Linked DNA regions of Homo sapiens: region 1 is linked to region 2. The links are chromatin contacts, found by POLR2A ChIA-PET in ENCODE. All regions are on one chromosome and are shown on one strand. The core of a region is the stretch at or near the end of the contact, and the rest is flanking DNA. Distances in the headings are between cores, read along the strand shown. Region 1 overlaps PALM2AKAP2 (PALM2 and AKAP2 fusion). Region 2 has its middle 410 kb from the start of KLF4.

What was found. ChIA-PET counts read pairs that join two places held with the same protein, here RNA polymerase II (POLR2A).
Region 1: POLR2A ChIA-PET joins it to region 2 with 11 read pairs in OCI-LY7. The contact joins two enhancer-like sites. POLR2A ChIA-PET finds 5 or more read pairs at or near these places in 2 of 52 experiments (OCI-LY7 and activated B cell).

What each region holds. Positions count from the first base shown.
Region 1 is chr9:109,899,643-109,904,522 of GRCh38, reverse strand. All of the region lies in intron 3 of PALM2AKAP2 (PALM2 and AKAP2 fusion), which reads right to left. Among named protein-coding and RNA genes, the nearest start is that of PALM2AKAP2, 120 kb to the right of the region's middle. Within about 2 kb of position 1,438, at least 3 of the 41 ENCODE cell types and tissues checked have a DNase peak (open chromatin) inside an H3K27ac peak, as active enhancers do.
Region 2 is chr9:107,892,315-107,897,650 of GRCh38, reverse strand. No RefSeq gene overlaps it. Among named protein-coding and RNA genes, the nearest start is that of KLF4, 410 kb to the right of the region's middle. Within about 2 kb of position 2,595, at least 2 of the 41 ENCODE cell types and tissues checked have a DNase peak (open chromatin) inside an H3K27ac peak, as active enhancers do.

The DNA.
Region 1 (4,880 bases), core at 189-2,688, 2.0 Mb before region 2:
CGGTATGAGACGTCTCATGCAGAGGCAATGACCTGGGACCTGCATAAATGTTTTCATGTGAATGAATGAATGATCACAAGCCTCCTGAGCACATAAGAAAATTATATTCCCATGAAACCCAAGTCATAATAATAATAACAACATTTGTGTAATGCTTTAGAGTTTACAACATCCTTTCACAGCAATTAGGGATTATTTTATTCCCATGTTATAGGTAAGAAAATTGACAGGAAGGCAAAAGGGAATCTAAACACCTTTCATGCTGCAATCTGATTTTCTCCTCAATCTATAAAATGGTTATAATGATGCATATGGAATACCTACATCAAAGTTATGAAGCTTAAATGAGCTAATGTTTAAAATACCTCAGAACACTGCCCGCCTCCATGGAGCAAGTACTATTCAAATGTTTGTGCTTCCTTTCTCTTCCAGTGCTTTAAAAAAATTTAATTTAGAAACAAGTCTGTTAAATACAGCATTTATAAGATAAACCAAAGCATACTATTTAATAGAATAAATTCAAATTCATCTTAATATGTGCTTTGTGGCCCACAATATTCAGGAATATCTGTAGATTCTGATGTTAAACTGATTTTCCAGAGAATGAGAATACATTCTATCATTTGAATGCCAGAAGGAAAACTAAAGTGTTGATTATTGGCTTCAAGGATGGTAAAAGTTAAGATTGTGTATGCACATGTGTGTCTACATGTAAAAAAAAAAAAAAAAATCCAGAAAATCTGATGCAAGTTCGCTATGTGGGAGCGGCTTATGTGCACATGGAGGGCCATCTAGTGGCAGGTGAAGTCATAGTTCCCTAACTGAGGTAGCACATGTGGGAATTTAGGTAAAGCTGGGAGGAGACAGCTGTGATTCTGCTGATTTGGTATTGTGTACTTAGGAGGAGAAAGTTCATTAAATGTCCACAACACTGAACTCCTTGTTCCCTTGTTGTTTTCAAAGGAACAGTGCACTTGCCCTTAATGCTGTGTGCAAAAATATCCAGCTAAGCCATGTAACCCAGGAACAGGGAGAAAAAGTGGTTGGGAAGGTCCAGGGATTCGGGCCTTCTAGAAGTAGTGGGCCTATGTGAACCATCTTCATTGAGATCATCACTTTAGAGGGGGCACCTAATAAATGGGTTGCAGTAAGTGTCCCCAAAGATCAATTATGAACAACCCAACCAGTGGCCCTGTGGTCCAGTATGGCCAACCCCTCCCGGTACGCATATCCTCCCTGCCACCAAAGGCCAGTCTCGGTGCTGATGTGAACCCCAAGGCTCATGGCTCTCCTGCTTCTGAAAAGCAGCAGCAAGACCCCGCACAGCATGCTCCTGCAAAGTGCTCTTCCTCCCTGCGGCTGGCTCACCATGCTTCTCCGGCATGTGTGTCCCAGGCCCTTTGCTCAAGAGCAGCTCTTTCACCCGTGCATCTGGTAACCCAGTGACCTGGGCCAGGAGTGATATCTGGCTCATGAGCTCAAGCAGAAAAAGGTGTCCATGAAATCTCTGAGGCTCCAGAGACTGGGGCCTCTGTCATCTCAGCAATGCCAGAAACCAACACAAGGACCTACATAAAGTAGACCTGGGTATCTGTGGGACTGAGTGAGAACTGAGTAGGGACCGGCACTTATGGGCATGCACACTTGCTCCTTCATGTTCTCTTCTCACTTGGACCAGAAGGGCATAGATGTGTTCCACATGGACAGGGAATTCCTCCCAGAGCAGGCGTCGGTCATATGTATCTTTGGATTTCCAAAGTCCAAGCAGGGCCAAGGGCACAGTAAATGTCTGGAAACTGACAGTTAGACTCTGTCATGTGGCCATGAGGTCCTCTACTCTAAAAGCTAACTGAGAAGTGGCCAAGGCACTGAATACATTCATCAATGCATTCCACCTTTCAACGCATTGAATTCAACAGAAGTAGCACTTACAAAAGAAGTCAATGCTGACACATCTCACCTAACAAAGTGCCACTAGAAGGGCTTCCTGGAGTATCCAGCTACTTTTACTTCATTACAATGATGGCTCACTGTATGGCCTTTCAGGGGCTCAGTAAATTGAGGGATGGCTGAATTGACGTCATAATGAAAGAATGCTGCTGTTCTGATTATATCCCTCCCATGCTCCCATGGAGGCTCTGCCTCTGGCCAGAGAGAAACGGGAGCCACAGAGGACAAGCTCTCTGATGCTGTAAGGAGAGAAAGATGAAAGGGTGCTATAGAAGCTGGGAACTCACTATGCGCTAGGCACTGATGAGACACTTTACATATATTAACTTGATTAAGATTTACAACAGCCAAATGAGATACATATCATTGATTCCCACTTTGCAGATGGGTGAAGTAGCTTGCCCAAGGTCCCATGTAGTTAATGAGATGTGAGGCTGAGATTCAGATGAGGTCAGTCTGATACTGAAAAACGTACCCTTTTCGCTGCATCTGTAATAAGATCCTGCTCAGTCTTTGGGAACCCTGGGGAAAGAGAAACCCTAATCTGTGATAGAACTCTATTCAGATCCAAGATATTGCTGATATTTAAAAAAAGAAAAAGAAAAGGAGACAGCGGATGCAGCAATGCTTCTCCCTGCAACTCTCCAGAGCCGTGCGCTGCTTCTGTCTGATTCTTTCTCTGGCCCAGCCACGATGATCTTGGGATTTTTGAATGACTTGTTTTATTTGCTTTCTGGTGTTCTCATCCATCCTCTATTGGTAGATTGTCTTCCTCAGTCTTGCCAAATTCAACCAAAATGAGTGGCCTGCCCAGCTGGTTCCCAGTCTGCCCTTGACTTCTCTACCTCCTGCCTTGCTCTAATTGTGACATTGAACCAGCATCCTAACCTCACAACGGCCTTTATTATACCTCTGAAACTTCTAATAGTGTTCTGTGGCCTCTGGGATAAATTCTAAGTCCCTCCACTTAGCATTCAGAGGCCCCTGTGAGCTGTTTCCAATCTGCTATTCTGACTCTTCTCCAGAACTGCTTCTGTGGTTAGGCCTGAGATTATCCCATCTTCAAAGAGACAGAAGATCCTGCGAAGAACCTCCCTTTGGCTGGCCATGCCTGGACTGTTTCTCCTAATGGACAGAGTGACTCAGTGAAAGCAGGAATCAACTGTGTCCTCCCTGTTTCCACACTCATGTCCGTTCCCAGGGAGAGACAACATACCAGAGATAGTGACAACCTCCACGTGGAGCTAAGCCCCTCTCAGCTGTTTACAACAGGTGGCTGAGCTGAGAAGAGCCAAATAAGCTTGGTCTGCATAGAGTATCTGTAACAACCTGCTGACATTGCCCATTTAGCAGTCCAACTCCTAGGTGGTCACAGTTTCCTAATGACAGCATTATCCAGTAACTCAGGTCCAGTTCTGGAGCTGGGATACTACTTGAGGCTGAAAGGGCCAAATCTTCACTGAGGTCAAGGAAGGACCCCCATTTTCCAGTCTGGTTCCACCTAATGATATCCAGGTACATTTGCTCCATCTCAATAGCAACCATTCAGTTCATATCCCAACATGGCTTCGTAGTTCATTTCCTATGAGCTTGAAACTCCCTTCCAATTAATTGAGACATACTGAATTTGATTTACCTTTTACTTTTTAGAAGAAGAGACCATCACTGATTTAAAAGATTCAGGTATTAAAGGTTCTGGGTGCAGACCAGAATGTTCTGTCTGAAGTCAAAGTTAACTGTCTTTTGGTGGTAAGAAATATTTCTTGGAAGGAGATCTTCTAATGTCAAATGATGGGACTCAAGTACAATAGAAACGTCAGTCCAGAAGCTTCAGGAAATCTCTGAAAACTCCAAATTAAAAAACTCTAAAGGCTTGCCTCCCATTATTATTGGGTAGATTATAGGTCTTGTGAGGGTAATGACTGTCATTTTCATCTCTGTATCTCTAATTATGCTTGGCCTCCAGAAGAAGCACTTGATTGAATGATGAATACATTTTAGAAAGATTAACTCAGCCAAACACCACTGGGGTAAAAGCCCAAATCCTAAGGTCCTCCATGGTCACTACTTTCTTGAATTTCTACTATCTTGAGGACAAGTATGACATCTCTCAGTACTTGTTTACCCATCTATTGGGTGCCTAGACTGTCAGATCTGTAAGAGCAAGGGAGATGATTTTACTTATTTTCTGTAACTCCAATGCTTTGCCATTGCGATGCATGACACTCAATGGATACCTACTTAATCATTTTGACTCAAGTGGATGTTATATCAACCAATTTAGAGCAAGAATTGTTAGCAAGAATGTTTGTTCATGGCAGTACTTGTCTATACTTCTCAGTAAATGTCAAGAAAACAATCTCCTTCCTTTAGTTTCTTGTCATGATTGCATGCCAATCAGAGTAATTGAGACAAAAGCTGAACTTCCCACTGGAAACGCTTACAGAGAGAAATATTACAAGCATTTATGTCCAGAGTATCCATGGGCATGTCATCTGCACTTTTGTCATTGTTTTCTTTCTTTATGTAAATATGTTTGAAAACCCATTGAGCCTGGCAGTGTACTAAGATCTGAGAATACAAGGGTGAACACTGTAGTGTGTTTACCCCTAGGCAGCTGAGGCTAGAGGAGGATAGAGAAAAAAATCAGCTTCCAATGTACTATGACACAGTAAGCTCTAAGGTAAATATGCCCACAGGAAACATTAAACCAGGGTTTAGGGCTCAGGGAAAGTGGTATCTCAGCTGAGACTTGATGGTTCAGTAGGAGTTAACCACATAAAGAGCAGCTGAAGAACGTTCCTTGGAGAAGGGACAGTAGATCCAAAGAACGGGACACAGACAGAGCTTGGTACATCCAAGGAATGGCAGGTAGTTGCTGGAGTGGTCAGCAATGGAATGACACAATTATGAGAGACAAGGCCAGAGAA
Region 2 (5,336 bases), core at 1,346-3,845:
GGTACATGTGCAGGAGTGATATTTACTTATTTATTTATCTATTTTTTTTTTTTAGGCAGAGTCTCTGTCACCCAGGCTGGAGTGCAATGGCACAATCTCAGCTCACTGCAACCTCTGCCCCCTGGGTTCAAGCGATTCTCCTGCCTCAGCCTCCTGAGTAGCTGGGATTACAGGTGTGCGCCACCATGTCTGGCTAATTTTTCTATTTTTAGTAGAGATGGGGTTTCACCATGTTGGCCAGGCTGGTCTCGAACCCCTGACCTCAAGTGATCTGCCCCCCTCAGCCTCCCAAAGTGCTGGGATTGTAGGCGTGAGCCACTGCGCCCAGCCTAGGAGTGATATTTTTGAAGGACACATACCGATTCTTGTTCTCACAGTCACACCAAGAAAATGAGAATTGCTTGATTGTAGACAAGTTCTGTCATCAATGGAAAACATTACTTACATTTCCTTAAAAATTGTTTAAGGCAGAGGTGGTTAATTTAGATTAAAATATTTTAAGTAGAAATAATTAGAAAATGTTATTTTCCTTTCTCTGTATCAGGACAGAAACTTATAATTCTGGCGACAATGTCATAGATGTCACAGAGCTTAGCCCCAAAGGGTAAGACTGCCCTCTGGAAATTTTCTGGGGAGACCCCTTGAGGGGCAATGAGAAGTCAGGACCACTGATTCACAGTGTCACATTGAGGATGTCTGCAACTGAGTGAGAGAGGGTGAAAGTTTTCAAATGCTTCTTACTGGGATCACCTTTCAGAGGTCCCTGAAGCCAGAGCTTGATGAATTTGGGTATTTTGCAGGAGTGGGGTTGAGTGATTTATTTTAAAAAAGTGAGTAAGAATAGAATCATTGGAACCACATCCAAGAAGTTTCCAGAAATAAGAGATGTAAACAACAGGTGAGGAGCCAATAAATCATGGAAGTGGATAGAAAGGGAGAGAGAGGCAAGAATGAAACAAGAGCTTGATGTGAACATGGCCGAGGCTTGTTGTGTGCTGATTTTAGAGGCACCAGGTGAGATAAACATCAGATGAATAAAAGATAATCCTGCTTTGACTCTGCAGAAGGGTCTAGCAGGTGTCCTCCCTAAAACCCTGGCCTTCTCTGTAATCTGAAGGAGAAAGATCACCACAGTATGAGGCAGAATCCTCATACTGAACACAGAATCAAAGAACAAAGCGTGGCATTGTTCTTTGCCACGCTGCCCAGGGGTATTAGTTCATTTTCATACTGCTATGAAGAAATACCCGAGACTGGGTAATCAATAAAGAAAAAGAGGTCTAATGAATTCACAGTTCCACATGGCTGGGGAGGCCTCACAATCATGGCGGAAGGCAAAGGAAGAGAAAAGGCATGTCTGACATGGCGGCAGGCAAGACAGCATGTGCAGAGGAACTGCCCTTTATAAAAACATCAGATCTCATGAGACTTATTCACTATCATGAGAACAGCATGGGAAAAAACCCACCCCCATGATTCAATTACCTCCCACTGGGTCCCTCCCATGACATGTGGGGATTATGGAAGCTACAGTTCAAGATGAGATTTGGATGGGGACACAGCCAAACCATATCACCAGGCATGGTCATTATAGGGAGAAATGCACCCACGTGTTCACACTCACACAGCTTTGGTGAGCACTCCAGCTGTGAAAAGGTCAGTCTTCAGCTTCATGCCTACCCGTGTGGAGGCCATGTACTGAATGCAGGCCTCTGAATGCAATACCGAATCAACACTGAACTGAATGCAATACTGAAAGGACATGATGTGTCAGAGGCCGTGCATGCACAGACTCAACAAGGTGCACTCCAACCCACGCAGGGCTTGCAGACCCTGGGCAGCAGCCAGTCTGTGCCACACTGTACTTAGCCTGTGCTCTCCAATTTCATCATTTCTGGCTCAAACTGGGCCTGCAATTTTCATTTCTTTATAGGCTTAAGTAATCTATTGCAAATGTCACCAGCAGGCTGTAACGCATTCTTGCCGAGGAAACTGTTCTTTTTCTTCAGCAACTTTCTGGTGGAGGATTTGCTGGGCCGGGCAACTGTTTTACATTAGCTATAATGGTGTTTACATTGGATGCACCGATGTTTAAATCATTGGACATATTTGTTACTAGTAGGAAGGCAGTGGCATTGTTTAGTCCAAGTATGTGGGGTGGGGGAAATTTCTATTAGTATTGATAATATTTTACAAGAGGCCTTGTAGGAATGTTTATAATAATAGCAATGCTGTTTATCTTAACGGGATTATAATGAAGCAACTTTAATTGTATTCATATTAAACATATCAATGTTAGAACTGATGTAATATGTTTAGCATGAATATGAAGGTTGCTAAGTTGGGGGGTTTTGAGATAGAATTAAAGGGCCAGGAAGACAATGGGACATATGGAAAGCATTTCGGGGGTTTCTGTTCTTGTCTAACAAGAAGGATTAGTGTGTTTGCAAAAATACAGTATAAGATGTACGGTGGGTTGTGATGCTAGCATCTGTTTTCCTTACGATAGAGTTCTCTTGGCTTGTGTGTGTGCATGCGCATTTGCTCTCCATTCACCGCATTCTCCCAAAGCCCAAATGTCAGGGATACTTTAGATGCTTTGCAGCTGGCTGACGCACCCAGAGCTGTTTCAAAATGGATTTTGTTATGGCGTATGAGTCCTACATTGTGCATGGGCGGTTATCGAGTGTGATATAGTGTGCACAAGAATGTTCCCAATTCCCTCCTTGCCGTATCCATCAATCTGGCTCTATTAGGGTTGGCAGGATAATGGCTGGACTGAGGCTCTGGACTTTATCTTCAGCTGAAAGAAGTGTCCTAATTATCGACTCATCAGTGCTACCCCAACTCCTGGCTCTGGGAGACCACTGCCAGCTCAGGCCCAGAAATTCTAAATCCTCACAGTCACCAGCCAGGCACATGAAGACTGAGATGCAAGATTATGTCCAGCCCAGCTGAGGAATCACAGCCCTAACAAATCTTGGAAATCAATCTGACTATCCAGTTAGAGGCATTGCTCCAATTTAACCCATCAAGGCTGAGTTTCCTGATTCTTCCCTTCCAGCCCAGTTCAATTCTCCCTGGGTCCCAATGACTTCCTGAAGCTGTATGGGAGAGGCTGGGACCTAGCTCAGGCATGTCAGAAGCCCTGGTTTTCTGTAACATGGGAATAATAACTGCACCACCTCCTTTCTAAGTCCATTGGGAGGATTAAATGAGGGACCACACCTAGCAGAGTAGCTGAAACACATCATGCACTTATTACAGTACTCCCCCATAATCCTCAGAAGATATGTTCCAAGACCCCCAGTGGATGACTGAAACCTGTATATACTGTGCACACATTTCTTTTTCCTCCTTCACAATTATACAGATAGAAGTCCTGTTTTTACCGTAGATCTTAGCAACCTCAACATACAATTTTTTTTCTTTCTCTATTGAGAACTTTCAGCATTTCCCTTAAAGGAAGTTCTTTACAGCTTCTCTTTGTCATATCCAAATTGCCAACATCACTTGCCCTTTGGGGACATTATTAAGTAAAATAAGGTTTGCATGAACCCAAGCACTGTGATGCCTCAACAGGTGATCTGATAACAAATACAGCTCCTAAGTGGCTCATAGCAGGGTAGTGTCCATACCATGTATATGCTGGACAAAGGGATGATTTGCATCCCAGGCAGGACAGAACAGGATGGCATGAAATTTCATCACACTACTCTGAACAGTGCACAATTTAAAACTTACCAATTGCCTATTTCTGGAATTTTCCATTTAATATTTTCAGACTCAGGTAGCCAAAATTGCAGAAAGCAAAACTATGGAAAAGAAGGGACTACTATATTGGCTAAATTAGAAAATGTAGTGGAGCGTCATGGTTTTATAGGAAATGAGTGGTTTAGTTGATGGAGACATCACTAATCTCTAGTAGAACACTCAAATAAAATTTATAAAGAATTTCTCCTTTGCAAAATACTTTTCATCAATATTGTCCTATATGCTTGTATGCTTATCATTGTTTTTGTCTCTATCTCATTTTATTTTTATCTTTTTTGAGACGGAATCTCGCTCTGTCACCCAGTTTGCAGTGCAGTGGCATGATCTCGGCTCACTGCAACCTCCGCCTCCCAGGTTCAAGCAATTCTTCTGCCTCAGCCTCCCAAGTAGCTGGGACTACAGGCAAGTGCCACCACATCTGGCTAATTTTTGTATTTTTAGTAGAGACAGGGTTTCACCATACTGGCCAGGCTGGTCTTGAACTCATGACCTCGTGATCCACCTGCCTTGGCCTCCCAAAGTGCTGGGATTACAGGCGTGAGCCACCATGCCCAGCTACTTTTATTTTTTAAATGGGAGTTCACTATGAACTCCCAGGCTGGTTCACTATGCACAGCTGGTCTTGGACTCCTAGCCTCAAGTGATCCTCCCAACTTGGCCTCCCAAAGTGCTGGAATTATAGGCATAAGTGACCATGCCGGATCCTTTTCCCCATTTTATCGATGAAGAAGCTAAGCCTCAGATAGATGAAATGATTTGCCCACCTGCTTATAGATGATTTTTCTGAATTCCTATGTGCTGGCTACTCAAGCTTTAAGGGATAAGGGTCCCCATCCTACTGTGGTTAACAATTGGCTGACACAGGATTGGACACACAGGTTCTCTAGCTCTATGTGTCATTCCCTTTCTAAGCCACCATGCTGCTTCCCTTCCAGAAAGCACCCCATAGGTATGCAAATGTGGGAGGGGTTTAGGGTGGAGCACATGCATAAATAACTACAGCAGACCCTCGAACAACATGGGTTTAAACTGCATAGGTCCACTTACATGTGGATTTTCTTCTACCTCTGCCATCTCTAAGACAGCAAGATCAACCCCTTCTCTTCCTTCTCTTCCCCAGCCTAATTAATATGAAGACATTGAGAATAAATACATTTATGATGATCCACTTCCACTTAAGAAATAAATACATTCTCTTCTTTATGATCCTTTTTTTTTTTTTTTTTTTTGAGACTGAGTATTGCTCTGTCACTCAGGCTGGAGTACAGTGGCACAATCTTGGTTCACTGCAACTTCTGCCTCCTGGGTTCAGGCGAGCACGTCTGGCTAATTTTTGCATTTTTAATGGAGATGGGGTTTCACCATGTTGGCCAGGCTGGTATTGAGCTCCTGTCCTCAAGTAATACACTTTGGACTGCAAAAGTGCTAGGATTACAGGAGTGAGCCACCAGGCCCAGCCTCTTCTTTATGATTCTTAATAACATTTTATTTTCTCTAGCTTACTTTGGAATTAAGAATGTGATATATAATAATGTAACATACAAAATAGATATTAATTTACT